2 separate regions of the Homo sapiens genome follow, and region 1 is linked to region 2. The links are chromatin loops, found by intact Hi-C in ENCODE. Cell type or tissue: mammary epithelial cell. All regions are shown on one strand. Each heading gives the region's core, and the rest is flanking DNA. Links, peaks and the distances in the headings are about the cores only.

The links. Hi-C counts contacts between places; a loop is a spot of excess contacts. Peaks named below come from ENCODE experiments on the same cell type or tissue, not always from the same donor. Only the 100,000 strongest peaks of a DNase experiment are listed, where the experiment ranks them.
Region 1: it touches region 2 in a loop (2.6-fold over the local background); 8 of 110 quality-filtered maps call a loop at or near these places.

What each region holds. Positions count from the first base shown.
Region 1 is chr18:827,946-843,595 of GRCh38, reverse strand. It overlaps the pseudogene BOLA2P1. Among named protein-coding and RNA genes, the nearest start is that of YES1, 24 kb to the right of the region's middle. RefSeq lists an enhancer at 12,706-13,272. In mammary epithelial cell, for the core only: a CTCF peak has its summit at 4,075 (motif pointing right); a DNase peak (open chromatin) is centred at 4,095.
Region 2 is chr18:261,561-277,210 of GRCh38, reverse strand. It overlaps THOC1 (THO complex subunit 1), which reads left to right and starts at 9,164. Exons shown (of 21, transcript NM_005131.3): 1 at 9,164-9,245; 2 at 11,681-11,754; 3 at 11,848-11,908; 4 at 13,119-13,185. The coding sequence starts at 9,192. RefSeq lists a silencer at 8,256-8,435 and an enhancer at 8,826-9,295. In mammary epithelial cell, for the core only: a CTCF peak has its summit at 8,509; a DNase peak (open chromatin) is centred at 9,110; H3K4me3 peaks cover 2,093 bases; H3K27ac peaks cover 2,105 bases.

The sequences.
Region 1 (15,650 bases), core at 331-8,330, 570 kb before region 2:
TACATATGTAACAAACCTGCACGTTGTGCACATGTACCCTAGAACTTAAAGTATAATAATAATAATAACAAGGAAAAAAAAAGAACCACAGCAATTTATCATAGCAACCAAGGTGGTGTGAAATGAGGCGGTAGATATAGGTTGGAGGTAGGTCCTGACCACAGAAAGAATTTCAGTTTTACCCTACATGCAATTGGAAAATTTTTAAATGTTAGAACTGCTTGGTTATTTTCCTTTTTTTTTTTTTTTTTTTTTTTTTTTTTGAGATGCAGTTTCGTTCTTGTTGCCCAGGCTGGAGTACAGTGACTGGTACATATTAGGCTTTCATAAAATATTTAGTGAATTAACGAAAGGGAGTAACGTAGCTGCAGGACAGATTTTTTTGTTTTGTTGTTGTTGTTGTTTTTGAGACGGAGACTCCACCTGTCGCCACGCTGGAGTGCAGTGGCGCCATCTCAGCTCACTGCAACTTCCAACTCCCTGTTTCAAGTGATTCTCCTGCCTCAGTCTCCTGAGTAGCTGGGATTACAGGCACGTACCACCACGCCAGGCTAATTTTTGTATTTTTAGTAGAGACAGGGTTTCACCATGTTGGCCAGGATGGTCTCCATCTCTTGACCTTGTGATCCACCTGCCTCAGCCTCCCAAAGTACTGGAATTACAGATTTGAGCCACTGCTCCCAGCCAGGATAGAAAATAACCAAGCAGGCTGGGCGCAGTGGCTCATGCCTGTAATCCCAGAACTTTGGGAGGCCGAGGCGGGCAGATCACCTGAGGTCGGGAATTCGAGACTAGCTTGACCAACATGGAGAAACCTCGTTTCTACTAAAAATACAAAATTAGCCAGGCGTGGTGGCACATGCCTGTAATCCCAGCTACTGGGAGACTGAGGCAGGAGAATCGCTTGAACCAGGGAGTCGGAGGTTGCAGTGAGCCGAGATTGTGCCATTGCACTCCAGCCTGGGCAACAAGAGGGAAACTCCATCTCAAAAAAAAAAAAAAAAATACTGTCCTGCAGCTACATCACCCCCTTTTATTCATTTGCTAAATATTTTATGAAAGCCTAATATGTACCAGTCACTGTTATAGACTATGAAAATAAACTGCTGGATAAGACACACAGGGCCACATCCACTGCTACCCTGGATGGTGTCTTTGTACAATTTTTTTAAAGATAGCCCTTCTGGTCAGAAAGTGGAGGCAGACTAGATTTGAGCCCACACACCCACCTCAGCTAGGTGTCCTTGCACAGTGCACAACCTGTACAAATATTTATATGTGCCTGAACAAATGACGACTTCAAGGGACATATGTTTTGATGGGAGCAGATAGACAACAACCAAGCAAAATCCAAGATAATTATAAAGGATGATGTGATCAGGAAAAACTACAGGGGAAACACTTTCATAGATAGGATGGTCCGTAAAGTTTCTCTAAGGAGATGGCAATTCAGCTGAGACAAGAAGTCCAAGAAGAAGCCAGCTGTGAAATAAGCAGTGAAAAGTATATGCTGGTAAATGAGAAGAGCCCGGGCAACGGCCTTGGAGCAGGAATGAGTTTGACATCTTTGAGAAACAGAAAGGAGGTTGGGTGTGGCTGTGTAGCAGGACGAGTCGCAGACAAAACTCCTCAGGCACCGGATTAAAGAAGGAAGAGGTTTTTACTTGGCCAGGAGCGTTGGCAGACTCGTGTCTTAAGAGCCGAGCTCCCCGAAAAAGAAATTCCTAGCCCTTTTAAGGGCTTACAACTCTAAGGGGTCCACGTGAAAGGGTCATAATAGATCAAGTAAGCGTGAGGAACGTGACTGGGGGTTACATGCATCAGCTAACAGAACAAAAAGTTTTACAGTTTTACAGTGCTTTCTCATACAGCGCTTTCTCATACAGTGCTTTCTCATTGTATGCTTTCTCATACAATGTCTGGAATGTATAGATAACACCAGTAGTTTTGGTCAGGGGTTATTATTATTATTATTATTATTATTATTTTAACCACCAGGGCCAGGTGTTGGCGCCAAGGTCGTCTAGCTATTTATCTTACTTCTGTTTCTTTCCAACTGTTTGCTTTCTCCCTTTTCTCCTGTCTTATAAACTAGGGGAAGGGGAGGTGGGGGAGAAGCTGGGAAGGACAACAGGAGAAGTGGTGGTCTCATTCCAGCTGGAGTGCCCTGACCAAGTAGAAGAGCAATATGGGATGAAGCTGGAAGTGGGTAAAATTCCCATGTTATGTGGGCTTTGATAAATTGCATGGCCTATGGGACATGAATTTAGAGATGCTCAGTGGGCATGGGTGTGGAATGACAGTGCACACAGTGACTTCACATGCATCAGCTTAAAAATGTCATTGAATCCCTGGGTGAGAATAATACTCCCTAGGGAAATATGGACTGTGGACAGCACCTTCAGGAAGGTTAAACTTCAAGAGGCATGATAGAGGAGTCAGTATAACATCAGAGAGTAAGAGCTCAACCTCTGAACACCAGTGTCTCTGGGTTTGAATCTGTTACTTTCTGTAGAACATGGACAAGTTATTTAACTTTTCTGAGTCATGGGCTCATCATGTAAAACGGAAATTTAAAGTACTGATGTCAAGAAGCCATTCAGAGGATTACACTATAAAATGTATGCAAACTATTACAGTGCCTGGCACTTAGGAGGGGCTCAGTAAATGGCAAACAAGAACTTACACAAACACACACATACACACTCGCATTTTCAAAAAAAAAACTGAAAAGGGATTTTTAAAGAGGAAGAATAAGAGTCTGGATAATAGTGTCACTGAAGCCAATTGAAGAGAGAGTTAAAAGATGAAGATATGGCTAGGCACAGTGGCCCACACCTGCAAGCCTAGCACTTTGCGAGGCTGAGGCAGGAGAATTGCTTGAGCCCAGGAGGTTGAGACTATGAACCCTGAACTCCTGGGCTCAAGAGATCCTCCTGATTCAGATTCCTGAGTATGTGGGACTACAGGCATGCACTGCCACAGCTGGCTAATTTTTCTTTTTTTTTTCTTTTTTTTTTTGTAGATGTGGGGTCTCCCTATCTTGCCCAGTTCATCTCAGGCTGCTGGGCTCAATGGATCCTCCTGCCTCAGCCTCCCAAAGTACTGGGATTATAGGCATGAGCCACCACACCTAGCCTATAGTTTTTAATCCACAAGTTTCTCATAAAGAAAATAAAATGACCATAAATGTAAAGGAACTGAGCTCTTGCAAGGAGTTTTTGAAGCTACTTCTTTGGAGGGTACATTTTTAGTCTGAAACTTTTCTGGAAAAAAAAAAGTAGGAGTTAAACAAAGGGAGTGGGTATCTGTAGTCCAAAGCCAGAGGCACTGTTATCTCTTTCCTTGAGGGTTCAGGGACTAACACAATGACAGAAAAACTCCCTCCCACTTCCGCTCTATTATCATTTTATATCATTTGTTTTGTGACAGAGCCTGTGTTGCAGACACCTTCTATGCCCATGGATAGGAAATTAACAATCCAAGGCCATTTTCAGAATTTTTTGTTCCAGTAACCCTTCTGAATCATACACCTGGCTCTCCAGTATTACCAATCAGCCATTTTAAAAATTATTTAGAGACAAAAGAGGCTGTCGTGGCTCATTGTAGAGTGACCCTGACTTCATCGCCACTCAACAAGTGCTGGAACATAAACAGCACACACATCAGATCAGTTTTATAACTATTCTGGGAAACACATGAGATAGGCCTGAATATGAAAATGAAGTCATTTTCAAGGTCACTGTTTCAATAAAGGAAAACCTAATTGAAGCAAGCTGATTGTAAGTAAGTTCTGACTAATAGCATGGGCCTTCTCTCTCCAACAGGCTGCATATGCCATAAATTATTCACATATGTGGATGAGTTATTCTGATTTTCATGATGAGATCCTGGCTACTGTGCCATGTTCAGCTCATCCTCAATTTATTCTAACAAAAGAGCTCTCTTACCCTGGTTAGGGCACCCTGTCCCCTGGAGAGATTGTTCTCTAATGTAAATAGAAGCCCATCTAGCAAGCTGCCTGGGTTCTCACGTCCCGCTGAGCCCGCTAACGGCACTGCCAGTTTTGACCACCAGGTGGCGCCCGCAGAGCTCCACAGACGCTGCACAGCTGTGAACTCAACTCCAGCCCTCAGGGAAGGCAGCTCGCAAAGACCTAGGGCAGCCCGCCGATTTCCCAAAAAGAGCACTGAGAACCCAGCAAGGTGAGGGCCTAGCCCAAACTACACTGCTAGTTTGGAGGAGACAGAACTATGCCTCCTGATATGGTTTGGCTGTGTCCTCACCCAAATCTCATCTTGAATTGTAGCTCCCAGAATTCCCACGTGTTGCTGGAGGGACCCGGTGGGAGATAATTGAATCATGGGGTCAGTTTCCCCCATACTGTTCTCGTGGTAGTGAATAAGTCTCACGAGATCTGATGGCTTTAGAAGAGGGTTCCCCCTTCCCTTGACTCTGTCTCTCTGGCCTGCCCGCCATGTAAGACGTGCCTTTCATTGTGAGGCCTCCCCAACCACGTGAAACTGTGAGTCCATTAAACCTCTTTTTCTTTATAAATTACCCAGTCTCAGGTATGTCTTTATCAGCAGCGTGAAAACGGACTGATACACCTCCTCACTGTCAAACCCAAGTTCATCCAGCCAAACCAAAGTGGTTTTCAAACCAGAAGCAAAAAACAAGCAACACCACTTTTTTTAGTCAAATTTTATTGATAAAATATACTTTTGTCACTGCCCCCATCCACCCCACCCACGCCCCCACGTCTCAACAAATGAAAATGGAGTCGCCCTGATTGAAAGAATCATTCCTGAGGCATCGCTGAAGAACCATCAGGTTCCTCAGAAGAGTTTGAAAATGATTGATGAGGCTAGGTGCAGCGGCTCACACCTGTAATCCCAGCACTTTGGGAGGCCCAAGGCGGGTGGACTGCTTGAGGCCAGGAGTTTGAGACCAGCCTGGCCAACATGGCCAGTAGAGAAACCCCATCTCTACTAAAAATACAAAAATTAGCTGGGTGCCTGTAATCCCAGCTACTGGGGAGGCTAAGGCAGGAGAATTACTTGAACCTGGGAGGCAGAGGTTGCAGTGAGCCAAGGTCCCACCACTGCACTCCAGCCTGGGCAACAGAGGGAGATTCTGTATCAAAAAAAAATAAAAAATAAAAATAAGAAAGAAGAAGAAAATGATTGATGGAGTGGAATAAACTCTGAGCCGGGAGCCCTCAAACATGCTTGTCGTATTGATATTCTCTCTGTGGTCATAATTCTCTTCCCTGTTGCATTTCCACCTCCTCCACAGCCTCTAAATCTCCCCTGGACTCTGCCAGGGCTCAGACACCTGATGTCCCCCTGACCTCTGAGTTTACGAACCCCAACCTGGATCACAGTTGAACCATGTGGCCACAGTCATGGGAGCACTGGAGATTCTCCAGCCCCTGGCCCTTCTGCCCCACCTCCCTGGCTAATGCCTTACCTTGGCTTCTTCCTGCTGCTGAGTTCTGCCAAAAAAAATAAAATAGTCACTAGTTGGTTCTGTTACAAAATTAATGGTTTCCAGCTTTAGCTGGGCCACTGACACTATGAACACCGCTTTGCAGCTCTAGTGGGTTTCTTTTTCCATGCCTCACAGAGATGACCTGGCCATCCAACCCATTCCTTGCTTCTATCACTGTTAACACAAAACTGAGTCCTCACTGCATGCCAGATATTATTCCAAAAACATCATAGGTACTAACTCCTTTAACCTTCGCAACAGTCCTACAGGGCAGAAAAAAATCCCCATTTTACAAATGAGAATCAGAAGAACAGAGATCAAAGGACTGAGAATGTGAGCCTAGGTCATCTGGCTGTAAAACCTATGTTCTTGGTCACCAGTGCCATGTGGCCTCTGGTGACTGTGCCTGAAGTGCCACTTAGAAAATAGAAGCTCTCTAGTTCTAGATCCCTGAGGAATCGCCACACTGACTTCCACAATGGTTGAACTAGTTTACAGTCCCACCAACAGTGTAAAAGTGTTCCAGCCATCCCATTACTGGGTATATACCCAAAGGACTATAAATCATGCTGTTATAAAGACACATGCACACGTATGTTTATTGCGGCACTATTCACAATAGCAAAGACTTGGAACCAACCCAAATGTCCAACAATGATAGACTGGATTAAGAAAATGTGGCACTGGCCGGGCGCGGTGGCTCACGCCTGTAATCCCAGCACTTTGGGAGGCCGAGGCGGGTGGATCATGAGGTCAGGAGATCGAGACCATCCTGGCTAACAAGGTGAAACCCCGTCTCTACTAAAAATACAAAAAATTAGCCGGGCGCGGTGGCGGGCGCCTGTAGTCCCAGCTACTCGGGAGGCTGAGGCAGGAGAATGGCGTGAACCCGGGAAGCGGAGCTTGCAGTGAGCCGAGATTGCGCCACTGCAGTCCGCAGTCCGGCCTGGGCGACAGAGCGAGACTCCGTCTCAAAAAAAAAAAAAAGAAAATGTGGCACATATACACCGTGGAATACTATGCAGCCATAAAAAATGATGAGTTCATGTCCTTTGTAGGGACGTGGATGAAATTGGAAACCATCATTCTCAGTAAACTATCGCAAGAACAAAAAACCAAACACCGCATATTCTCACTCATAGGTGGGAATTGAATAATGAGATCACATGGACACAGGAAGGGGAATATCACACTCTGGGGACTGTGGTGGGGTCGGGGGAGGGGGGAGGGATAGCATTGGGAGATATACCTAATGCTAGATGACACGTTAGTGGGTGCAGCGCACCAGCATGGCACATGTATACATATGTAACTAACCTGCACAATGTGCACATGTACCCTAAAACTTAGAGTACAATAAAAAAAAAAAAGAAAATAGAAGCTCTCTTGGCCCGGCTCAGTGGCTCACGCCTGTAATCCCAGCATTTTGGGAGGCCGAGGCAGGTGAATAACCCGAGGTCAGGAGTTGGCCAGCGCAGCCAATATGGTGAAACCCCATCTCCACTAAAAATACAAAAAATAGCTGAGCACGGTGACACCCACCTGTAATCCCAGCTACTTGGGAGGCTGAGGCAGGAGAATCGCTTGAACCTGGGAGGCGGATGTTGCAGAGAGTGGAGACCACACCATTGCACTCCAACCTGGGCGACAAGAGCAAAACTTCGTCTCAAAAAAAAAAAAGAAAGAAAATGAAAATAGAAGCTCTCAGGCATCAAGTCCCTCTATTTCCATCCCTTCTACCTAATTATTTAACCGTATCTCCATCCATCCTTTAAACCTTCCCATTCTACCTGTAATTTTGCTTCCAATTTCTCCAGAGTTCAGAGAACTTTCTCACCAATGATTCTTCCCTCATTCTTCTACTAAAACTGCTCCTATTAAAGGTTCTGATGAAACCTTGTTTGCCAGACCCAGTGGCTGTCCCTAGTCCTCGTCCTTTCAAACCTCAGAGGTGCTTTGTCACTGCTATATCCCTCTGCCGCAGCCTTTCCTCTTGCAGCTCATGTCATGCTATTCCCCTCCCATCTTCTACTTCTACAACAGGCATTCTCACTTGCTCTTTCTAAATGCAGGTGTTTGACGCCTTCCTCATACCATGTAGGTCAGAATCGCTAGCTGCATAGCCCAGGCATTAGCAGGTTTTCAAAGCTCCAAAAGTGAATTTTTTTTTTTTTTTGAGACAGAGTCTTGCTCTATCACCCAGGCTGGAGTGCAGTGCCACAATCTTGGCTCACTGCAACCTCTGCTTCAAGTGATTCTCCTGCCCCAGCCTCTCGAGTAGCTGGGATTACAGGTGTGTGCCATGATGCCTGGTTAATTTTTGTATTTTTAGCAGAGACAGGTTTCACCATATTGGCCAGGCTGATCTCAAACTCCTGAGCTCAAGCGATCTGCCCACCTCGGCCTCCCAAAGTGCTACAATTACAGGTGTAAGCCACTGTGCCCGACCTCAGATCAATGGTTCTTTTTTTTTTTTTTTTAAATACTTTAAGTTTTAGGGTACATGTGCACAATATGCAGGTTAGTTACATATGTATACATGTGACATGCTGGTGCACTGCACCCACTAACTCGTCCTCTAGCATTAGGTATATCTCCCAATGCTATCCCTCCCCCCTCCCCCCACCCCAGATCAATGGTTCTTAACCCTGACTGAGCAGCAAAATCACTTGTGGAGGCCGGGTATGGTGGCTCATGCCTGTAATCCCAGCACTTTGGGAGGCCAAGGCAGGCAGATCGCTTGAGCTCAGGAGTTCGGGGCCAGCCTGGGTAACATGACGCAACCCCATCTCTGCAAAACTTAGCCAGTGCGGTGGCGCGTGGCTGTAGTCTCAGCTACTCAGAAAGCTGAGGTGGAAGGATCACTTGAGCCGGGAAGCAGAGGTTGCAGTGAGCCAAGATTGCACCACTGGACTTCTGCCTGGGCAATAGAATCAGACCTTGACTCAGAAAAAAAAAAAAAAAGGAACCACTGATCTGAATAAGCCAGACACTGACAATAAATTCTGTATGAGTCCACTGAGGTACTGGAATAGTCAGATTCATAGAGACGGACTAAACGAACCTGCTCTTGGCCAAGAGAACCCCCGAGAAACCTTTTTTTCTTTTTTTCGTGGTGAAGTTTTGCTCTTGTTGCTCAGGCTGGAGTGCAATGGCGCGATCTCGGCTCACTGCAACCTCCACCTCCCAGGTTCAAGCAATTCTCCTGCCTCAGACTCCCGAGTAACTGGGATTACACGCATGTGCCACCACACCCGGCTAATTTTGTATTTTTAGTAGAGACGAGGTTTCACCTGTTGGCCAGGCTGGTCTCAAACTCCCAACCTCAGGTGATCCACCCACCTCAGCCTCCCAAAGTGCTGAGGTTACAGGCGGGAGCCACCGTGCCGGTGAGAAACCTAAAAAACTGAGTTCCCAGCCATGACAGAATGGGAGGGCAGGCACACCTCATTATATCCCTTCCCTTTTGCAGATTTGGCACAAAATCTGACCAGCATTCATGTTAAAATGGAGCTCATAATCCTGACACAATGGACTTTTTGTGGCAATAAGATACGACATTATAAACAGGACCTAAGGCCATGCATGCCAGGCAAGGATTAAGTCATGTACTCCCTAGAATTAAAGAATAAACTATGTTCCCACTGCCATCAGGGTTTTCTTTTTCTCTAGCAGCTAAACAAGCACTGGCCTTGAGATGAGCAATGTTGAAGCAGTTGCAGCTCAGCCACCATCAGACACTTAGACCGACTCCTCGTTCCACCAGCCATCACTACAGCTTTGACTGGACCAGAGACTGAGTTCTGTTACTTTCTCCTGATAAGAGGCCGCCAACTGTGGACTGGTTCTGGCCAGTTTACAGAAGCTGTGCACTTGAGAGGCTTCATGTCCCTGCTTCACCTTTTGATGTATAGGCCCTAATTGTAATACATTTAAATGTTAAGTCTCCGCTCCAAAGTGAACATGGGTCACATGTAACATGCACGTTTGCTACATGCTTCAGGACCCCTTTCATGAACATTCATAGCTCCTCCTGTAACCTGTTGAATATGTATGTTTGGCCAACCCCCTCAGCATAATTCCCGTCTCCCTTGAAAAACCTGCCTTTCAGCCTCTCCCAGAGGCTATACTTCCCAACCTGTCAGAACGGCCACCTTGCAGGCTGTAATCCTTTATTAAAAAAAAAAAAACAACCAAGTCTCCTTCTAAATTTTTTTTTCTTTCTTTCTTTCTTTTTTTTTTTTGAGATAGGATCTTGCTCTATGACCCAGGCTGGAGTGCAGTGCAATCATACTTTACTGCAGCCTTGAAATCTTGGGCTCAAGCAATCAATCCTCCCACCTCAGCCTCCGGAGTAGCTGGGACTACAGGCACACGCCACCCAGCTATTTTTATTTTATTTTTTGTAGAAATGGGGGTCTTTCTATTTTGCTTAGGCTGACCTCAAAATCCTGGGCTCAAGACATCCTCCCACCTCAGCCTCCCAAAGTGCTGGGATTAAAGGTGTGAGCCACCATGCCTAGCCCTCCTTTCTAAATTTACAAATCCTGTGCTTTTTCAGTTGATCCCAGGGACCTGCAGGTTTCTTTGCTATCACTATTTCCTCCGCCTGAAATGACCTCTTCGGCCTTCTTTCCTAGCTAATTCCTGCTCATCCCTTTGGCTCAGCTCAGGGCTGGGGCTGGACTAAGTGGACACTCCGCATTCTCTCTCTCTCGGGAATCTCATTTGTTCCACAGCTTCAGCTCTTATCTACATGTTATTGATTCCCAAATCTATCTCCAGCCCTGGCAGTGCTCCTGAGTTCTGCCTCCCATTGACACTTCCACTGGCTTTCCCTCAAACACCTCAAACCCAACATGCCCAGCACTCAAGTAATCATTTCCCCCTTTGCTATCCTGCTTTTTCTCCTGTGTTTTCTATTTCAAAGACTAGCATCATCACGTATTGTCTGTCTAGTACTTAGAACAGTGCCTAATAGCTACAGTTTTCTCTTTTCCAGAATGTCATATAAATATAGTCATACAAAATACAGCCTTCTGGCCAGGCGCAGTGGCTCATGCCTGTAATTCCAGCACTTTGGGAGGCTGAGGCGGGTGGATCACCTGAGATCAGGAGTTCAAGACCAGCCTGGCCAACGTGGTGAAACCCCGTCTCTACCAAAAAATACCAAAAATTACCTGGGTGTGGTAGCAGGTGCCTGTAATACCAGCTACTCGGGAGGCTGAGGCAAGAGAATCACTTGAACCTGGGAGGCAGAGGTTGCAGTGAGCCAAGATCACACCATTGCACTCCAGCCTGGGCAACAGAGCAAGGCTCCGTCTCAAAAAAAAAAAAAAAATGAAAAATTCCAGAAATAAACAATTAATAAGTTTCCCGCGCTGTTCTGATAACCAGGATGAAATCTCTCGCTGTCCTGTTTCCTCCTGCTTGGGGCTGGTTGTGAATCATCCCTTTGTCCAGTGTCTCCATGCCGTCTACACTACCTGCCCATCAATCACTTAGTAGCTGGCCCAGTTATCAGATCAACTGTCACGGTATTGAAGAGTGTGTGCTCATGTAAGTTTTTTTGTTGTTTTTTTGGGGGGGGTCCAGATTTATAATTTAATGGCTGTGCAGCTTCCAGTCCCTCATTTCTGCTGCTCACGGGCCCACTGCTCTGGGGTCAGGGTTTTCTGTTCAAAGGCATGGATGTGTGGGAGCTCTTCTGCTAGGCACGCATTCACCAGCTGGTGTCTCTGAAGCAGCAGCTGACACCACCAGGACTCGGAAGCTACAGGTTGAAGGTCGTGTCCTCCACCTCCACATGCTCCGCCTCCAGGTCCCGCTGCAGCTTCTCCTGGAGGTAATTGGCGCTGAGTTCCCTGGCGGTAGTCCAGCTGGGGCGGCAGCCCAGCGGGGACAGAACCCCAGCTCGGACCCCTGCCACGCTGCTTTGCGCCCTTACAGGAGCCACTTCCCTCACGTAAGCTTTCTTTGACTTAATGATGGCATCAAAGCACAAGGGTAGGGATGCTGGCATATTGTTAAAATTGTTCGATTTATCACTAGTTATTGTTGTTGATCTCTTCTGTGCCTCATTTATAAATTAACTTTTATCATAGGGATATGTGTGTGTCTATATCTACAAAAAACCGCAGTATCTATAGAGTTTGGTACTGTAGCGATTTCAGGCATCCACTGGGGATCTCAGAATGTATTCTTCACAGACAAGGAGGGACTACTGTATTATTATATGGAGGTTAACCACACTATTAGCAATAGAATTATAATAAAAACTTTCAAAAACATGGCGAAGCTGGTAATAATGTGCCTAACATCCTACAGCACCTCCCTATTGTCGACAGAAAGAGTCAAACTTTCTAAAATATGTGAAGAGTTTTATTCTGAGCCAAATATGAGTGACCATGGCCCATGAGACAGCCCTCAGGAGGTCCTGAGAACATGTGCCCAAGGTGGTCGGGGTGCAGCTTGGTTTTATACATTTTAGAGGGGCATGAGACATCAATCAAATACATTTAATAAATACATGGGATTGGTCCAGAAAGGTGGGACAGCTCAAAGCTGGGGCTTCCAGGCTATAGGTGAATTTAAACATTTTCTGGTTGACAATGAGTTTACCTTGTCTGAAGACCTGGGATTGGGCTGGGCGCAGTGGCTTATGCCTGTAATCCCAGCACTTTGAGAGGCTGAGGCAGGCAGATCACGAGGTCAGGAGTTCGAGACCAGCCTGACCAACACAGTGAAACCCCATCTCTACTAAAAATACAAAAATTAGCTGGGCATGGTGGCGGGCACCTGTAATCCCACCTACTTGGGAGGCTGAGGCAGGAGAATCGCTTGAACCTGAGAGATGGGGGTTGCAGTGAGCCGAGATCATGCTACTGCACTCCAGCCTGGGCAACAGAGCGAGACTGTGTCTCAAACAAACAAACAAACAAACATCCAAAGTGGCCGTCACTAAATGCTAATAAACACTAGAGGGCACAATTGAGTTGTGGAAAATTTCAGCCAATATTGCAAATGAAACAAGGTATGGACTCTAGCAAAAATTAATACACCAGAAAAATGGGTAGTGAAAATCATAAGCTTTGAAAACAATTGCTTTCTTTGTAAATCTGTTGATTAACCTTAGCCCTTTGAGATAATTGAATTAAAGTAGACTTAACACTTTAAATTTAATACCAAGCCAATACTGTATTCCAAAAATAAAGCATAGATACATTGACAAATAGGACTACTTACATCAAAAAACTAGTGGGGGTGTTCTCAGTGTTAAGAGTCAGTTTCTGTCTGAATTTTTCTTTCTTTAGATATTCCTGTCTTCTGGCAATGACGGTTTGGCCATGGAATTCACACTCATTCTAAGCTGGCCACTTGAGAAAGCTTGAAATTTCTAAGGTTTTGTTATTGTAAGAGGTGACCAGATGTTCCAAACATCAAGCTATACAGGAAGCTCTCCACCCACTCCAAATGTCATGCTGAGTTCTCAACAGACTTCCGTTTCCCGTTTCCTTTTTCCCCTCTCTCTGATTTTTTTCTTCAAAGTCTATTCAAAAGCTGCTGCCAAAACCATCTTCCTCTATTGTTGTTCTGATGACATCATTCCCTTCCCCAGCTCCCCTTGTCTTTGGTCTCATGACCACAGTTTGCCTTCATTTCCTTGGGCTGCCACTGTGCCTGCCTCTACCTCCTTTCCCCCTGATTTCCCGCTGCTTCTCACCAACTGTGACGCAGGATTATCACTGCTGATGTCCCAGTGCTGAGGTATCTATTATCTTCTAACAAAGAAGAGTATTCCCATTCCACTACCCAGACTTTCCCAGGTCTCTTCTAAACTCATTTTATTTATGTATTCATTGCTCACGAGTATACTAAGCACCTTCTGCATGTGTTCTAGGTACTAGAGGAGAGAGAGAGAGAGAGAAGAAGAAAAGACATAATCTTTTTTTTCTCTCTTTATGCCAGCTGCTCTGGCCAGCTTAAAAAAAGACAATCTTTAAGATCAAAATTGCCAGGAAGCCATTTAAGTTGGGGCTTTTGGAAACCAACTAGAACTTACTCTCCCTTAGAACCTGAAGGAATGAGTAGCAGGAGAAAATTATACAATGATACAAAATAACTATACCATTCGGGATAGTAGATTTGGGATAATTCTAATCATTTCATCACCTTGAGACAGGGTCTTGCTCTGTCACCCAGGCTGGAGTGCAGTGGTAGAATCACAGCTCACTGCAGCTTCAACCTCTCGGGCTCACGCGAGCCTCTCACCTCAGCCTCCCAAGCAGCTGGGACTACAGTCATGTACCACCACACCCTGCTAATTCTTTTTCTTGCCCAAGCTGGTCTCAAACTCTTGAGCTCAAGCAGTCCGCCTGCCTCGGCCTCCCAAAGTGCTGCAAGTACAGGCTTGAGCCACCTCGTTTGGCCTCTAGCTCAGTAATTAATCTGACACTTGGTGACTGGCATACTGGTTTGCATTTCTCATTCCTCAGTTTCCTCGCCTGTAAAATGGGGGTAGTGACATCTACCTATTCATCTTTTAAGATTGTTATACGGATCAAATGTGATAATAAAATAATTTGAAAAATATAAAGTATTATTTGGCATAACGTAATATTATATTTGTGCCACTGAAATCTAAATATGTCATGATGCAAACATACTGTATATTTTATTGATTGAGTCAACCATCATGTCTTGTTTAGTTGTTCATAGAAACTATTTTAGAATGAAAGGTTAAAAAGGCAACATAATTAAGAAACACAAAGGAAAAGAAGACATTTGACTTCTGCTATTATAACTTCTCCAAAGTTTCATTTCAAATCAAATAAACATTTTTGCATAAATAAAACTTAGTTGTTCTTAAACTTTGTATATTAAAAATATACAGATTTTCGGCCAGGCGTGGTGGCTGATGTCTGTAATCCCAGCACTTTGGGAGGCTGAGGCGGGTGGATCACCTGGGATCAGGAGTTCGAGATCAGCCTGATCAACATGGAGAAACCCCATCTCTACTAAAAACACCAAATTAGTCAGGCGTGGTGGTGCATGCCTGTAATACCAGCTACTCGGGAGTCTGAGACAGGAGAATCGCTTGAAGCCGGGAGGTGGAGGTTGCGGTGAGCCTAGATCACGCCATTGCATTCCAGCCTGGGCAACAGAGCCAGACTTCGTCTCAAAAAAAAAAAAAATATATATATATATATAATATATATATACACACACACACAGATTTTCTTATAGGGCTACAGAATTTAGATACATAACTTATGTTTTTCTCAGAGACAACAATACTAAATATTCTTTTTTTTTTTTTTTTTTTTTTTTTGAGACGGAGTCTCGCTCTGTCGCCCAGGCCGGACTGCGGACTGCAGTGGCGCAATCTCGGCTCACTGCAAGCTCCGCCTCCCGGGTTCACGCCATTCTCCTGCCTCAGCCTCCCCAGTAGCTGGGACTACAGGCGCCCGCCATCGCGCCCGGCTAATTTTTTGTATTTTTAGTAGAGACGGGGTTTCACCGTGTTAGCCAGGATGGTCTCGATCTCCTGACCTCATGATCCACCCGCCTCGGCCTCCCAAAGTGCTGGGACTACAGGCGTGAGCCACCGCGCCCGGCCCTAAATATTCTTAAAATTTTTATCACATGCTTACTACATACCAGGCACTATACTAGGAATTGAAGACAGGAATGTAAATGAGGCTGGGCGTGGTGGCTCATGCCTGTAATCCCAACACTTTGGGAGGCCAAGGCCTGAAGATCACTTGAGCCCAGGAGTCTAAGACCAGCCTGGGCAACATGGAGAAACCACTCCTCTACAAAAAAAAAAAAAAAAAAAAAAATATATATATATATATATACACACACACACATATATATCCATATATATATGTATATATATACATATATATATATATATATATACGTATATATATATATATAAAAATTAGCCAGGCATGGTGGCACGCGCCTGTAGTTCCAGCTGTTCAGGAGGCTGAGGTGAGAAGATTGCTTGAGCCTGGGAGGTCGAGGCTGCAGTGAGTCGAGATCACACCACTGCACTCCAGCCTGGATGACAGAGACCCTGCCTCAAAAAAAAGAGAAAACAGAAATGTAAGTGAATGGTTTCTGCAATGCAGGAGTATCACAACTCAATA
Region 2 (15,650 bases), core at 5,399-13,398:
TGTTTTGAGACTCACATTATGACCAAGCATATGGTCTATTTTGGTGAATGATCCATGTGTACTTGAAAAATTCATTCTGCATTTGTTGGGTGTACTGTTTTAGAAATATCAATTATGTCAAGTTTGAAAATAGCGTTCAAATATTGTATGTTTTTATATATGTTCTATCAAATACTGAGAGAAATGTATTAAGATCTCCAACTATAATTATAGATTTCTCTATCCTTTCAGTTCTGCCAATTTTTGCTTCATATGAGGTTTTGTTTTTAAATAGATCCATGTTTAGGACTGTTATGTTTTCCTGATTAGATTATTGTTTAATTATTAAGAAATTAGCTTCTTTACTTCTGATAATACTCTTCATCTAGAAGGCTGCTTTTTCCTCAATATAGTAATACTGTATTTCTCATGATTAGTGTTTGCTTATTTTTCCATTCTTTTACTTTAAGCCTATTCTTATTTTTAAAGTGTATTCTTTTGAACAGTTGGTAGTTGAAACTTGTTTTCTCTTTTTTCTTTTTCTTTCTTTATTTTTTGAGACAGGGTCTTCCTCTGTCACCCAGGCTGGTGTGCAATGGCACCACGGTAGCTCACTGCAGCCTCGAACTCCTGGGCCCAAGCAGTCCTCTCACGTCAGCTTCCCAATTGGCTAGAACTGCAGTGGCACACCACCATGCCTGGCTGATTTTTATTGTTTAAGCCAGGCTGATCTCAAGCAATCCTCTTGCCTCAGCCTCCCAAAGTTCTAGGATTACAGGCATACCTGGCCAGAGGCTTGTTTTCTTAATCCAGACTGATAGTATATGATTTTTATTTGATATTTAGTCTATGTACATTTTAATAAACATTTTATTGTGGAATAACATTGTATGTACAGAAAAGATGCAAAAATACTACAGAGAGGTCCTGAATACCCCTCACCCATTCTCTACAAATGTTAATATCTTATATAACCATAGTACATTCATCAACACTAAAAAACCAAAACTAGCACATTACAATCAAATAAATTCCAGACTTTATTTGGGTGTCACCAGTTTTTCCATTAATGTCCTTTTTCTGTTCCAGAATCCTATTCAGGATTCCATATTGCATTTATTTTTTATTCCACCAATTTTATTATTATTCTACCATTTACTTTTAATGCAATTACTGATACGGATAGGTTTAAGTCTGTCAGCATGCTATTTGTTTTCTACTTGTCCCATCTTATCTTGTTCCTCCTTTCCTGACATCTTTTGGTTAATCAAGTATTTTTTAGTATTCTGTTTTATCTAGAGACTTGCCTGTGCTACTATATCTTCCTGGCCCTCATTGACAAATTCTCCCTGGTGGCCCCCACTGAGCATCCAGACACCAAAGACAAAGATATTTTTTAAATGTTGCTCTGCTCCCCCCACAGGGCTCAACACTCAAGTTTCAAGGCTGCCTCTCCCCACTGAAGACTGGCTTGCTGGCGGCAGTGGAAGGAAGGGGAACCGAAGACAGGAGGACATGGCTGGCCAGGCCAGCTCTGGCTGTAACAACTGTCATGTGACAGACCAAGCAATATCAAAGAACTAGAGTTCTCAGAGCAAGAAATGTCACTGGAGCAAGAACTAGCAGAGGGAGTCACAGATAGGGAACACCCAATAGTGAGTTGTGAAACTTTTTTCAGTTTCTACACTATCAATAATAATAATAAAAAATCCACTATACTAAATTATCTTTCTGGTTCTTTTAAATTAAAATATTATATAATCATTGTCATATAATGAGGTGATCAAAGAATATGCAGCCAAAAATGTTGGGGGAGGCCAAGTGCAGTGGCTCATGCCTGCAATCTCAGCATTTTGAGAGTCCAAGTTGGGAGGATCACTTGGCCCAGGAGTTTGAGACTAGCCTGGGCTACGTGGTGAGGCCCCATCTCTTAAAAAAAACAAAATGTTGGGAGAAAGTACTACAGAGAGATATCAGGCAGTTAATGTTATTCTGGATTTTATAACATTTGTGACATCCATAATGTATCACCATTTCTATTGTCATTCCAAATCAATATTCACTTTCATTTTGTATTCGTAATTTTTAATTATTCTTCTTAAAGACCCCCCCTTCCCAAATTGTGTGAACATCAGCCTAGATCGACCTTTGCTTTATGTCTGATTTTGTTTCTACCATTCTAATTTATAAAATATATACATGCATATATGTACAGTACTTACACATATTTTCACATTCTCCTTCTCTCTCTCTCCCACACACACACAAACACACACACACACAGAGAGAAAGAGAGATTTATTTTGTAGTCTGCTTTTTGTTCTAACTCTTGTTATATGAGCTACTTTTTTTTCATTTTCTCCAGTGAGCTTGGGGTGTACATATTATTTTGGATTCTACTAATGATTACCTTTTATGTTCTTAAGAAATATATCCTTAAACCTCTATTTTTTTAATTAGCCAAGACCCAATAAAGCAGTTTATTTTGGCTTTCCTTATTTAAGAGTATGATAACAATTCAGCCATTTTTCTGCCTTATATTGTACATCTCCTGGCCCTCGTTCACATCCTCTGGACCCAGTTTTACTGTAACCACTGCTATGGCAACGAGCTCCACACAGGTGAAACTGACAGCACTTCACTTCAGCTGCATCAATTTTTTTCTGCCTCAGGGCGTCTCTAATATCGTGCCATTGCCTAGAACACCTGAGGGAACCCTCCATTCAGTTACACGTGCATGACAGCAACATCCCATGCGTCAGCCATGCATGAAGGGGGTTGGAAGTCAATGAACACGCCCACACCTGTTCTGTCACAAGAATGGAGCGGGGTTGTGGGGGCAGGGGGTAGGGGTGAAGGGCAAGGGAGGAGTGAGAAATGTGCTGAGCAGTCCCCCAGTCCCTGCTATGAGGACTCAACAATCTTAGCCTTCCTTATGATCATCAACATTTAATGAAAAAGCACCAGTCCTGTGAGGGAAATCACGCTCCACAGAGTGGAAGCAAGGAGACCAGTGAAAGCAAATGATCCTCCACTGTTCATGCAAAACAATTAAGAACTTCTCAAAATCTTTTCTGTGTTCAACTAGATTCCAGATGGCTACTGTGTGCCGAGTGAACTTCCAGACTTGCGAAGTCCTGACCCACGTGGCCCTGCCGCCAGCTTCAATCCGCACAGCCCTCCATTTTGCTAACTGTCCTCCAGTCACACAGGCCTCCTGTCAGTTCCCAAGTAGGTGGACCTCCTTCCTAACATGAGCCATCGCACATGCTGCTCCTTCAACCTGGAGCGCTCATCCTTGCCTTCCCTTGCCAAACCCCCTTCCCATAAAATGATTATACAACTAATTCCTTTACATCTTTATGTTTTTGCTTAAATATCACTTCCTCACAGAGGCCTTTCCTAACAACCCTATTTAAAGTTAAATACTACCCAAGTATTCTCTACCTTAGTCTCTCATTTCTTTGACTTTGAGTGTTGCTGAGGCTAGGTTACTTAAGCACTTCGCCTCGGTTTTATCATCTGTAAAATGGGAATAAAGGATACCTACCTCATAAGGCTGAAAAGAAGATTAAATGAATAGCACTTAGAATTCAAGCACACAACAGTACTCAGTAGATGCTACCATTTACCACATAGTAAAATTCTTTTATATTTTTATTTATTTAAAAAACCTTGGCCAGCCACGGTGGCTCACACCTGTAATCCCAGCACTTTGAAAGGCTGAGGTGGGCGGATCACTTGGGGCCAGGAGTTTGAGACCAGCCTGGCCAACATGGCGAAACCCCATCTCTACTAAAAATACAAAAATTAGCTGGGCATGGTGCTGTGTGCCGGTAGTCCCAGCTATTCAGGAGGCTGAGGCACGAGAATCACTTGAACCCGGGAGGCCAAGGTTGCAGTGAGCCAAGATCATACCACTGCACTCCAGCCTGGGCGACAGAGCGAGACTCCGTCTCAAAAATAAATAAATAAATAACCCTGCTCCCACACAGAATAAAGGCCTCATTAGGGTAGTAACTCTTCTTTGTTCACAGTGCTAGGTTCACATATATTTGTTGAGAATAAACAAAGAAAATATTTTCTGAATACAAATAAAAAATTACTACATGATTAGTATCTTAGGGCAGTGTGGTGGCCATGATAATGCTCTACTCAGATCTTCAGCTGCGGGGACCACAGTTGACTGACAGCTCAAGCTGCTACCCTCTGGATCAACCACCACATTTGCACCAAGGCCATGCTTTCTGAGGGTCCCAGTCAATGAATGAGGATGGCAAAGGTACTAGTACAGGCCCATTCTGACAAACTGCAGGACTCTTTGCAAAGCCAACCCTTTCTTGGAATTGCACTGTACCCAGAAACTTCTTACCCAATCCACATTCCTTCCTTTTCTCCTCCTGTGAGTGTCAGACCTGCACTGCTGTCTGCAAGTTCTCCCTCCCTGCTCTTGCTCTCTCCTTAGTAAATCTCTTGCACATCCAATGTATGGTGTAATGTATCTGTGTCTGCTTCTATGTAGACCCAAACGAACACAATCCGGATCTTCAGAAGCAAATCCTGAGGTGATAATTCATAAGCAAATGATTTGTTAAGATAATACTCTCAGGGAGAGAGAAAAACAGGACAGGAAAGGGGAACAAGCCAAACAATGGTAGAATTTCAGGCAAATCCCTTGACTAACCCTGCAGGGAAGCTTGGCATGCCCGGGCAAAAACTGACCCACTATTCCATCTCTCACCTTGAATTATGCTCATTATGTGGTCCAACTGAGCCCACCAAACAGGATTTTACAATATATGCTAGATAATGATATATACAGTACCTGCAATATAATAAAATAGTGCTACATATATATTTCAATAATATTATACCTTTGCCTGGCAGATAGTAAGCACTCAATATATTGAACAAACAGTACAATATCAACAATATAAAATGCTTGAAAATTGCCACTATGCTATAAAAATACAGCCTCCCTACATAGCTTTCATGAAAATTACTCTTTTTCCAAGAAAATTTAAGCTCTAGAGTATAAAGGGCCGTCCTTTTCCTTTTTTTTTTTGAGATAGAGTCACACTCTGTCACCCAGGCTAGAGTGCAGTAGCACGATCTCTGCTCACTGAAACCTCCACCTCCCACGTTCCAGCGCTTCTCCTGCCTCAGCCTTCTGGGTAGCTAGGATTACAGGCGCGGCCAACACACCCAGCTAATTTTTTGTATTTTTAGTAGAGATAGGGTTACACCATCTTGGTCAGGCTGGTCTCAAACTCCTGGCCTCAAGTGATCCACCCACCTTGGCCTCCCAAAGTGCTGGGATTACAGGTGTGACTCACTGTGCCCGGCCATTTTTTTCATTTTTATTCTTCTCAGTTCCATTCCTCTCACAATGCAGGAGTCTCATTCTTTTTATTCAACTTTGCCACTCAAACATCAGTTCCCTTTAAATAAATATAATTATTTCAATCCACTTAAACTACAAATGAGAGAAAGGGAGAGATGGCTGGGGCCCAAATGCTGAAAAAGGCAAACCTGCAATCCAACATCCTAATGTGGCCGACCAGTAAGCATGGAGCAAAAAGCTTCCTTCTGCCTAGACAATAGTCAGGATAAGAACTAGAAGAAAAGCAGATTAAACTGCATCCTTAGTCCTTTCCTCCCAGATCTTACCATTCCAATGGTAAACTGAACTCAAGTAAGGCCACACTAAGGAAAAAAAAGAGGAATGAAGATGTGAATGCCTAGAACTGATCTAAACCATCCATCCTAGATTCTCCCATGCAAGTTATTTCCTAACAGAGAGGCAGTCCTTCGTCCATCTTACTTCACCAGCTAGCATGAGGAAAAACAGGTGCTCAGTAAATATAAGTGAAAAGGTTACATGTTCCTGGATGTCTGCCCTCTGGATGTTATTACCCACTTAAAAACAAACAAACAAACAAACAAAAAAACAAAAAACAAAAAACTCTTTTTTTTTTTTTTTTTTTTTGAGATGGAGTTTTGCTCTTGTTGCCCAGGCTGGAGTGCAATGGCAGGATCTTGGCTCGCTGAAACCTCCGCCTCCCGGGTTCAAGCGATTCTCCTGACTCAGCCTCCCGAGTAGCTGGGATTACAGGTGCCTGCCACCATGCCTGGCTGATTTTTGTATTTTTAGTAGAGATGGGGTTTCACCATATTGGCCAGGCTGGTCTCAAACTCCCGACCTCAGGTGATCCAGCTGGCTCGGCCTCCCAAAGTAGTGGGATTACAGGCGTGAGCCACCGCACCGGGCCTATGTTTTGTTATTAATGACACTATGGTCCTCGCCCTTATCCAATTGTAAGGAAATAATTTCTGAAACATTGAATAGGCCCATGGTAAAGATTCAAGAGTTAAGACTTAAGAAAAATACAGGCTTTGGGATGACAGCTAGGCTCAAATTCCAAACTTAGCTTTCTCTAGCCATGTGACTTACAGCCAATGAGGCTGTATACTCATTAATATATAACTAAGTAAAAAATTGTTGTAAGGACTAGAAGCAATATAAGAAAAGTGCCAGGTCAGGCACAGTGGCTCATGCCTGTAATCCCAGCACTTTGGGAGGCCGAGGCAGGACCACTTGAGCCCAGGAATTCAAGACCAGCCTAGGCAACATAGCAAAACCCTGTCTTACAAAAATAAAAAAATTAGCTGAGCTTGGTGGCACATGCCTCTAGTCCCAGCTACTTGGGAAATGGAGGCAGGAGGATCATTTGAGCCCAGGAGTTTGAGGATACAGTCAGCTATGATCAAACCACTACACTCCAGTCTGGATGACAGAATGAGACCCTGTCTCTTAAGAAAAGAAAAAAATGTACTTGCCTCTGAGGTCTTAGTTGTGTTCCAGATGGTTAATAGTCATCTGTAATATGATAATCCTATTACAACAATTAGTATCAGATAAACAAAGTATAATTCTGAATTAAATCATTTTTATTTTGCCAATTTGTAAATTTAATGTATACAACCAAACCTGAATGATCTTGCTGATTCTTAAAAAGCCTGTAACATTTCAGGTAGTCATTATTGTTCACAATTCCCACTTAGGAGTAAGATTCTGCAGTTATCTTTTCCTTAGCTTCCTGTATTCTTATTGTGCATGTTAACTAAAAAATCATAAGATCTATAGATTTAGAAAAGGAGAGACTTTGTTTCTTATAAGGAGTTACAGCCTGCAAGGTGGCCATTCTGCAGGCTGGGAAGCATGCCTCCAGCCAAGACCACATACAGACACTTCAGAGGAGGAGTTGGAGTAGGAACTTTATGCTTAACTGGTTGGCTAAACATACATATTCAACAAGTTAGAGGAGCGGCTATGAATATTCATGAAAGTGGTCTTGACACATGCATATTAAACAAATATGCATGTTTAACAGACAATCCATGTTCACTTTGGGGTGGAGACTTAACATTTAAATGTATTTACAGTTTGGTCCTATACATCAAAATATCTTTTCAGGAAGTTACGTAAGCATGCAATCACTACAAATTGGCCAGAACAAGTCCATGGTCAGTGACCTTCTTATCAGGAGAAAGTAACTGAAATCAATAAAAGCTGTAGTTACGGCTGGTGGGAGAGGGTTGTTAGTGTCTGGTGGTCGATGAACTGCAAATTGTTTTAATACTGTGAGGCCAGCGCTTGTTTAGCTGCTAAAGAAAAACCTTGAAGCATAGTGAGAACATAGTTTATTTTTCAAGCGTAGGGATGCATGACTTTTAACCCTTGCTTGGCATGGGCTTAGGTCCTGTTTATACTTTGGTATCTTATTGCCATGGAGTCAATTCCGTCAGTCCTATCATCTCCGTTTTTTTTTTTGAAACAGAGTTTCACTCTTGTCGCCCAGGCTGGAGTGCAATGGCACGATCTCCGCTCACTGCAACCTCCGCCTGCCGGGTTCAAACCATTCTCCTGCCTCGGCCTCCTGAGTAGCTGGGATTACAGGTGCGTGCCACCACGCCCGGCTAATTTTTGTATTTTTAGTAGAGACAGCGTTTCACCATGTTTGCCATACCTCAGGTGATCCACTCCTGACCTCAGGTGACCCACCTGCTTCGGCGTCCCAAAGTGCTGGGATTACAGGCGTAAGCCACCGCGCCTGGCCTCTATTTTAACTTTATGGCCAGTCAGCTATCTCCTCTAAATCACAAAAGGGAGAGGGTATAACCAGGTCCGTCTGACCTCCCATCCCGTTATGACTGGGAACTCAGTTGTTAAGATTTTGCTGGTGTCCCCTTGGCCTCACGGGGGTCTGTTCAGTTGTTGGGGGGCTTAGGATTTTAAATTTACAGACTTCGAAGAAGGGAACAAGATACACGTGTGAGGGAATAAGAGGAAGTTACCCGAGTCTGAGTCAGTGCTTCCTTCTCCACCGTGTAACTCCAACTTAGAGTTACTGCCACTCGGCTTCTATCGGCCACGTCTCTCCTGGGAAGGCAGGCAAGGGACGAAATGGAGGGAGACAAGGTTTTCGCTAGGGAAGCCTCGGCCCAGGACGCAGCGCCACCCGTTTTCCAATCAGCGCCGGGCACTGCATTCCTCCTAGGTCTCTTTCTTTCAGTAGAGACCTTTTAATAATAAATACTACTTACATTGCTTTACAGTTCACACTTGCGGTCATTATTTCAGTGGAGCTTTTCAACAGCTCTGTGAGACAGGTATTATTTCTATTTCGGAGCAGAGAGAACAGCGCCCTTGAGCCACAGGGCTCATACATCCGGAGCCTATCACCACTCCGCATCTTAAGCTCCCGGGATGACCGCGGACTGGCGGCCCAGGACCACTGCTCCAGCTGTTTCCCCAGGTAATCCACCTGCCTTGGGTTACCTTTTAGCGCGGCCCAGTTAGCCGCAACCAGCCACCATTTACCCGCTTTCCCCAAACCAGGAAAACCACAGAAACGCATGTGCGCGGCCAGTCTCTTCCACGCCCGGGAACGCAGAGCTTACAGACCAAGGCCGCCCAAGTCCCCTCACCCCAAAGGCTACCCAAGAACCCCGAGTAGGCTGTTTGGCTGACTCAGGCGCCCAACGCCCACCCGAACTGAGTCGCTAGGGAAACTCCCAACTGCCAGCTCGCCCGACCGGTGTTCACAGGCCACTCTAGCCGGGCTCAGAGAGACCGCAGTCTCGTTGCTCCTGGCTTGACGTCATCGGCAGGCGCCGCAGCGCAGTGGCGGGCACGCGCAGCCGAGAAGATGTCTCCGACGCCGCCGCTCTTCAGTTTGCCCGAAGCGCGGACGCGGTTTACGGTGAGCTGTAGAGGGGAGGGTGCAGGCCTGACCCGGCGCTATGCTTTGTCCTCTTCTCCCTGAAATTACTCGAATTTTGCCCTGGGGTAAAGTGAGACAGAGGTGTGTCCGCCTCAGCGTCCGCTCCGGGCCCCGTCGGAGGTTGAGGGGTAGGGAAAGACGCACTACCCGCCTCTTCTTTGTGGGCTGGGCCGTCCGCCTCCGCCCACCCTCCAGCGGGTCCCCGGACTGCGTGCTGGGCGCCTCGGCTCCCCGCTTGGAGTGCCCACCTGCAGACTACTGCTGGTTGGGTCCATCCTCTCAGCTCGTTTAGTGGGGCAGGTGTCTCGAGAAGGGGAAGGGGAGCTGCTGAAGGGGGAGGGTGGGAGTGGTTTCAGTCCAAAGACCTGGCTCCCGCCCTAGCCTTCTGAGCTACCAAGTGCTTGTTCCCGCCGTCTCTTCACCACCCCTTAACCCACCGTGTCTAACTCCTAAGCGATCGATGAGATCCTAAGCGGGAAAAGGCAGATAGATCACCTTGGGAAGGGTAACCAGATGCTATTTTATTCTTGCTCAATGTGGAAGGGTGGTTTTGAGCATTTGGGAAACACTTGACAGATCACTTTCTCATTTAACTATTAGAGTAACACTGTGAAGTAGGCTAAGTTGGTTATTCCTGGTACATGAGGTAGAAGCTGACACCCCCCAAAAAGTTGTGACTTCAGTGGTTTTTCTGACTTTAGACACTCTGTTCTTTTTATGTTGCTCGTCACAGCAACGTAAGTATGAAGAACACTTTTAAGTTGCCTGACTCTATTCGTCTCTAGCATTTGCACCAACATTTCTCAGATATTCGGCTGTGTTTTGGTAGTTATAGGGATGCCAGGATGAAAATTGTGTGAAAGAAAAATTCATCCTTTGTAGTAAGTAGTTTTCTTGTTTGCAGGGTTATATATATATATATATACATATATATACGTATACGTATAATATATATATACACACACACACAGTGTGAGGTTTTTTTTAAATGGATTATATTTTGTGTATGTCATCATAATCATTTTCTTTGTGTGCGTTTTGCTGCAATCTCTGGTGCTTTGAAAGCCTGCTAAGAGTAACTGTTAGGACTATCCAAGATCATATTGGCGGCCGGGCGCAGTGGCTCACGCCTGTAAATGCAGTACTTCGGGAGGCCGAGGCGGGCGGATCACCTGAGGTCAAGAGTTCAAGGCCAGCCTGGCCAACATGGCAAAGCCCCGTCTCTACTAAAAATACGAAAATTAGCCAGGCGTGGTGGTGGGCGCTGTAATCCCATCTACTTGGGAGGCTGAGGCAGGAGAATCGCTTGAACCCGGACAGCGGAGGTTGCAGTGAGCCAAGATCATGCCAGTGCACAACACCTGGGCAACAGAGGGAGACTCCATCTCAAAAAAAAAAAAAAAAATCATACTAGCCCTGAAAAGGACCATGAAATTGGAGATCATCTAGTTCAGTGTTTCTCAAGCTTCTTGTGAAATGCAGATTCTTGTTCAGTAAGTGTGGAAGGGAGCCTGAGATTTTGCATTTCTACCAGCTTCCTAGGTGATGCCACTGTAGCTGCTGCTGGTAGTAAAAATCTACAAAAACCCTCTTATTTAACTGGTGACGAAAATGAAGCACAAAGAGATAAAGGAACAGGCCCCAAATTACTCAGCCTGTTAGTGGCAGAGCAAGGAATGGACACATTTAGGATAGATCTAATTCCTGTGAGGTAATAAGATGACTTTCTAAGTGTATGTGAGTGTTCATAGAATGAATGCCTTTTGCAATATTTTTGTCTTTAAGTTATGATTACTTTAAAACAATCTACAGATTGTCAGCATGGTTTTATTGAGTGCTACGTGTCAGGGACTGAACAAGATACCTCCAGGAGGCGAGACCTGACATGGGTGTGGGAGAATGGATAGAATTTGGATGAGCAGGTAGGAAGAGCAACATGAATGTGTGAATACAGTAGAATGAGTTTGATATAAAGTGATGAAAAATGGCTAGACTTTAGTGCAAAGTATGTGTTAGGGAGTATTGGGAATTAAGTTTGGGTAAATTGGGATAACATTATCAAGGACCTTGAGGGATCTATGAAGCTTCAAAACTAAAACGGGCAAATAAGGAGCCATATGGAGATTTTTTTTTTTTGTAAGCACAATACTCATGAATGTGATATTTAAAGAGACAGAAATATCACCTAGAATGAAAAAGTCCAGCAAGGAAGCTCTTGCCAGATTTAAAGTGATGAGGATCCGTATCATGAAGTAGCATTGGAATAAGGATTACTGAGAGAATGACTGATAGGTAATTTTTCCCAGGTATAAGCATTTTTTAGTTAGTAAGATACACTATCAATGAACGATATATTTTTCAGCAAATAATAAGCAAAATCTTTACAATTATTTGCCATTTTAATTTTTTTTTAGAAGTCTACCAGAGAGGCCTTGAACAACAAAAACATCAAGCCATTGTTAAGTACCTTCAGCCAGGTACCTGGCAGGTAAGGCATTGATATCTATGAAAAATACTTGCCTCAATCTTTATACATACCCTGAGCTGTTTGAAAAATGAGGATGTCTTTTGTTTTTAATAGTGAAAATGAAAAAAAATGTACCCTTGACCAAGCTTTCAGAGGTATTCTAGAAGAAGAAATTGTAAGTATGTTTTTCCATTGTTAAAATTTTACTGACAAATTAATAAACCATGTTATTTAAAAATTGCTTTTTTTCTTAGAATGGATATTTAAACATCTTTTTTTAGAGTAACCTTTCTGCTTTGTAAAAGTTGACTTGATGACTATACGATTTCTCTAAGGATTTTGATAGCACAGGTACATTTTAAGGGTTTGGTTTAATAAATGACAAGAGCCCTCTCCAAGTGAGATAAGAAAAGTTGACATGAGGTCTTAGGAAGAACTAGAGGTGAAGGTGGGCTCTCTCACTTTCCTGTATAAGCAGTGATACATCCTGTAGTGGCGCAAAAGGTCTAGTCCAAGAATATTTAGCTTAGGAGCTGGGATTCCATTCCCTCATTTTCCTCTGGCATCCTCCTCATCAGTAAACTTACATAAATAACTGAGGGCTCTCCAACTTCGGTAGAGAAGTCTAACCATGAAAAATCTGAATTTGTTTACCAATAATGGGGCACCTGAATGAAAGGAAAAGTTTCAACAGTTTATTCTTGGTCAAGCAAAGGTTGGGTCCCCAAAAGCTAGATTCCCTTCTATTGGCCATAGTACAATGTCCCTTTCTCTCAGACAAGTCTGATTAAAAAATGATTCTTTCCTTTTCTTCAGACTTAGTCACTTTTCCATTGTGAGGCATTGGGCAAGTTCTTTTCCTTTTCTGTGCTTCAGTTTCTTTTGTGAGAGGGGAAATACCGTTCTTTCAGTGTTGTTGTGTGTAAAACAGCACTTAATGAACACTCAGTAAATGCTGGTTATTATGATTTTATAGAACCTAAGCACTGTCTTCCTTCTATTAAAACCACCCCTCAGACACATGGGTGTATTAGTAGTTAATTCTCATAGCCCTGCCTTTGCCCTGTGCCACTGGCTGAGTTATGGCTTCAGCACTTCTGTCCTTGATTAGCTTATAGCCTTCATCTTGCTAATATAACCATTTTCTTGAGACCATTGGATTTTGAGTGAGTTGCCTGTTACTTGACATACTTCTACGACTATTGATTCTATATGTTACTGTTAAATTTTGGTAACTTCATATTAGAAAATATTGTTTTCTATAAGAAATATTGTATTCCATATTTCTGATAGTCAATTTAATATCAGAGTACATGTTTTTACTGTTAATCGAGTTTAGTCTGAACTCTTGCCCCTAAATTAAATTGTTTCTCCTCTGTTGGTAGATAAATCATTCATCATGTGAAAACGTTTTAGCTATTATTTCTCTTGCTATTGGGGGAGTAACTGAAGGTAAGTATGGTTCCGTTTTGTTTTGTTTAAAGTAATCTTGGACATGACATGCTTTATTTAAAACGTCTTCTCCCCATACTTCTCCACCTATCTGATTTTGTTTATTCTTCAAGTTCTGCCTGACTCCCAACTTTGCCAAGAAGTCCCAGTTGAATTAGTTCACTCTTATTTCTCATCTCTATTATGCAGTGCACATTTTGGCACTTCCTTTGTTCTCCAGTTGTTTTGTTCATTCAGTAAATTTTCATTGAGCATCTACTATGTGCCTGGTACTGAGCTAGGACCTGGAGATTCAATGGTGAATAAAACATATTCCCCTGCTTATGTGGAGCTAATGGAAGAAACAGATGTATGCATGCCTTACTATGGTGTAAGTACTATGGTCGAAGTGGGAATGAAGTGTAGTTAGAGGGAATAGAGCCAACATGGCTCTCTAAACTTCAGTCTAAAGGAGTCAGGAGAGGTTTTAGAAAAGAACATGAGAACTAGAATGTGAGGTATGAAGAATTTGTTAGACATACTAAGAAAGGAATAGCTAGAGAATTGTGTACAGCAGGAGGAGGAGAGGACAATGAGAATGATGAGGAAAGAAGCAGGTTAGGTCCATTTATAAAGGGCACTGGGTGCCATACTAAAGAGCAGCTGCAGGCCGGGCGCGGTGGCTCACGCCTGTAATCCCAGCACTTTGGGAGGCTGAGACGGGCGGATCATGAGGTCAGGAGATCGAGACCATCCTGGCTAACACGATGAAACCCCGTCTCTACTAAAAATAAAAAAATTAGCCGGGCGCGGTGTCGGGCGCCTGTAGTCCCAGCTACTCAGGAGGCCGAGGCAGGAGAATGGTGTGAACCCGGGAGGCGGAGCTTGCAGTGAGCTGAGCTCGAGCCACTGCACTCCAGCCTGGGCAACAGAGCAAGACTCCATCTCAAAAAAAAAGAGCAGCTGCAGATGAATGATTCCATTTGAAGTGACTGCTGGCAGGAAAACTGGGCAGGAGCCTGTTAAAATGGCTGTGTGTGATAGCTTTAGAAGACTTCGGGTAAACAATGCACATAGTACACAGAGCCTAACACAAAATAGGAGCTCGTTAAATATATGCAGAAAGAAGAAATAAAAAATTAGTTTATCAGCATTCTTCTTTAACCAATTTGGTTAAAATACTCATTTGATTAATTCAAATAATATATGTGAAAACTCCTTTTTAATCTGTAAAGCATTATTCACATTATGTGTTATTTTGATGCTTCTATAAAAACTGGCACACACCTCCCAGTATAGGGGCAAACTATTTTATGAACTTAAGTTCATAAATTCACTTTGTTAAATGTTTATACAAGCTGCCTAATCATTCATTCATTAGGCATAGTTAGCTGAGTCCCACAATGTAATATTCCTTGTCTAGTTTCAGTCAAACAGTGTTCAGTGTGTCCTGAGTTCATTGATTACCTTTATACATTATTCTTGCACAGCTGGTGATGTTTTTAATGAAGAAGTTGTACAAAGTCTAGTCTATACTTGGAACTTTTGAGAAGGATAAGGACTTAAGAGCTTAAACTGTAAAGGCATAGTGCATTTTTATTTTAGGGATAATTTTTCTTTTTGAGACAGACTATAATTGGTTATGTGACATGTTTTTAAATTATCCATAAATATATTTTGTTAAATTCAATTTGGCCGATATTTATTGAGCTTCTATTCAGTGTGAGATGCTACTGGTTAAAGCATACAAAAATGCCTAACCTTAAAAAGCTCATAGTCTACATTCAAAGGTGACTAGTTAGGATGTGCTAAATGCTACAGTATATTTATGTAGAGTGTGCTTCAAAAGCATAGATGAAGTAGCCTGCTTCAGGATATCAGAGTTATTTAGATGAGCTGACATTCACTCTATGCTTAGAAAGATGGAGTTGAAATTTACCATGTGGTAAAGAGGAGGAAGAGTATGCAGAAAACAACATTGTGAACAAAACCATGGAAGGATGAACATGGCATGGTGTTTGGGAACTGGGGAGTGGGAACTAGAAAGGGATGTCTGTGGCCCAGGTAAGGGTAAGGAGAGAGATTGGTGTGGAAGCTGGGACACAGGTTGTGAAAGCTCTTGGGGGAATCACACTATAACCCAATGGTTCCCAGACTTGCTGGCTCATCAGAACCACCAGTGAATCTATTTTTAGATGAGATTCCCAAACCTTGCTTAGTTCTACTGACTCAGAATTTTGGCAGTAGAATCTAGAAAAAGTTCTATAATTATTAAATGTGAGTTAACTTATTCCAGGCTATACTGCAACTAAGGGCAGAAAATATGCTTCTCAAATCTCTTGGATGTGCAGGGTATATAATATCATTGAATCTAAGTATTGTTAGGGACTTTAGAGGTCACCTAGTCCAGTCTCATCTCTGGCCTAGACTGCTTCTCTGCTGTAACATCCCTGGTGGGTGGTCATTCAGCCTCTGCTGAATCATGC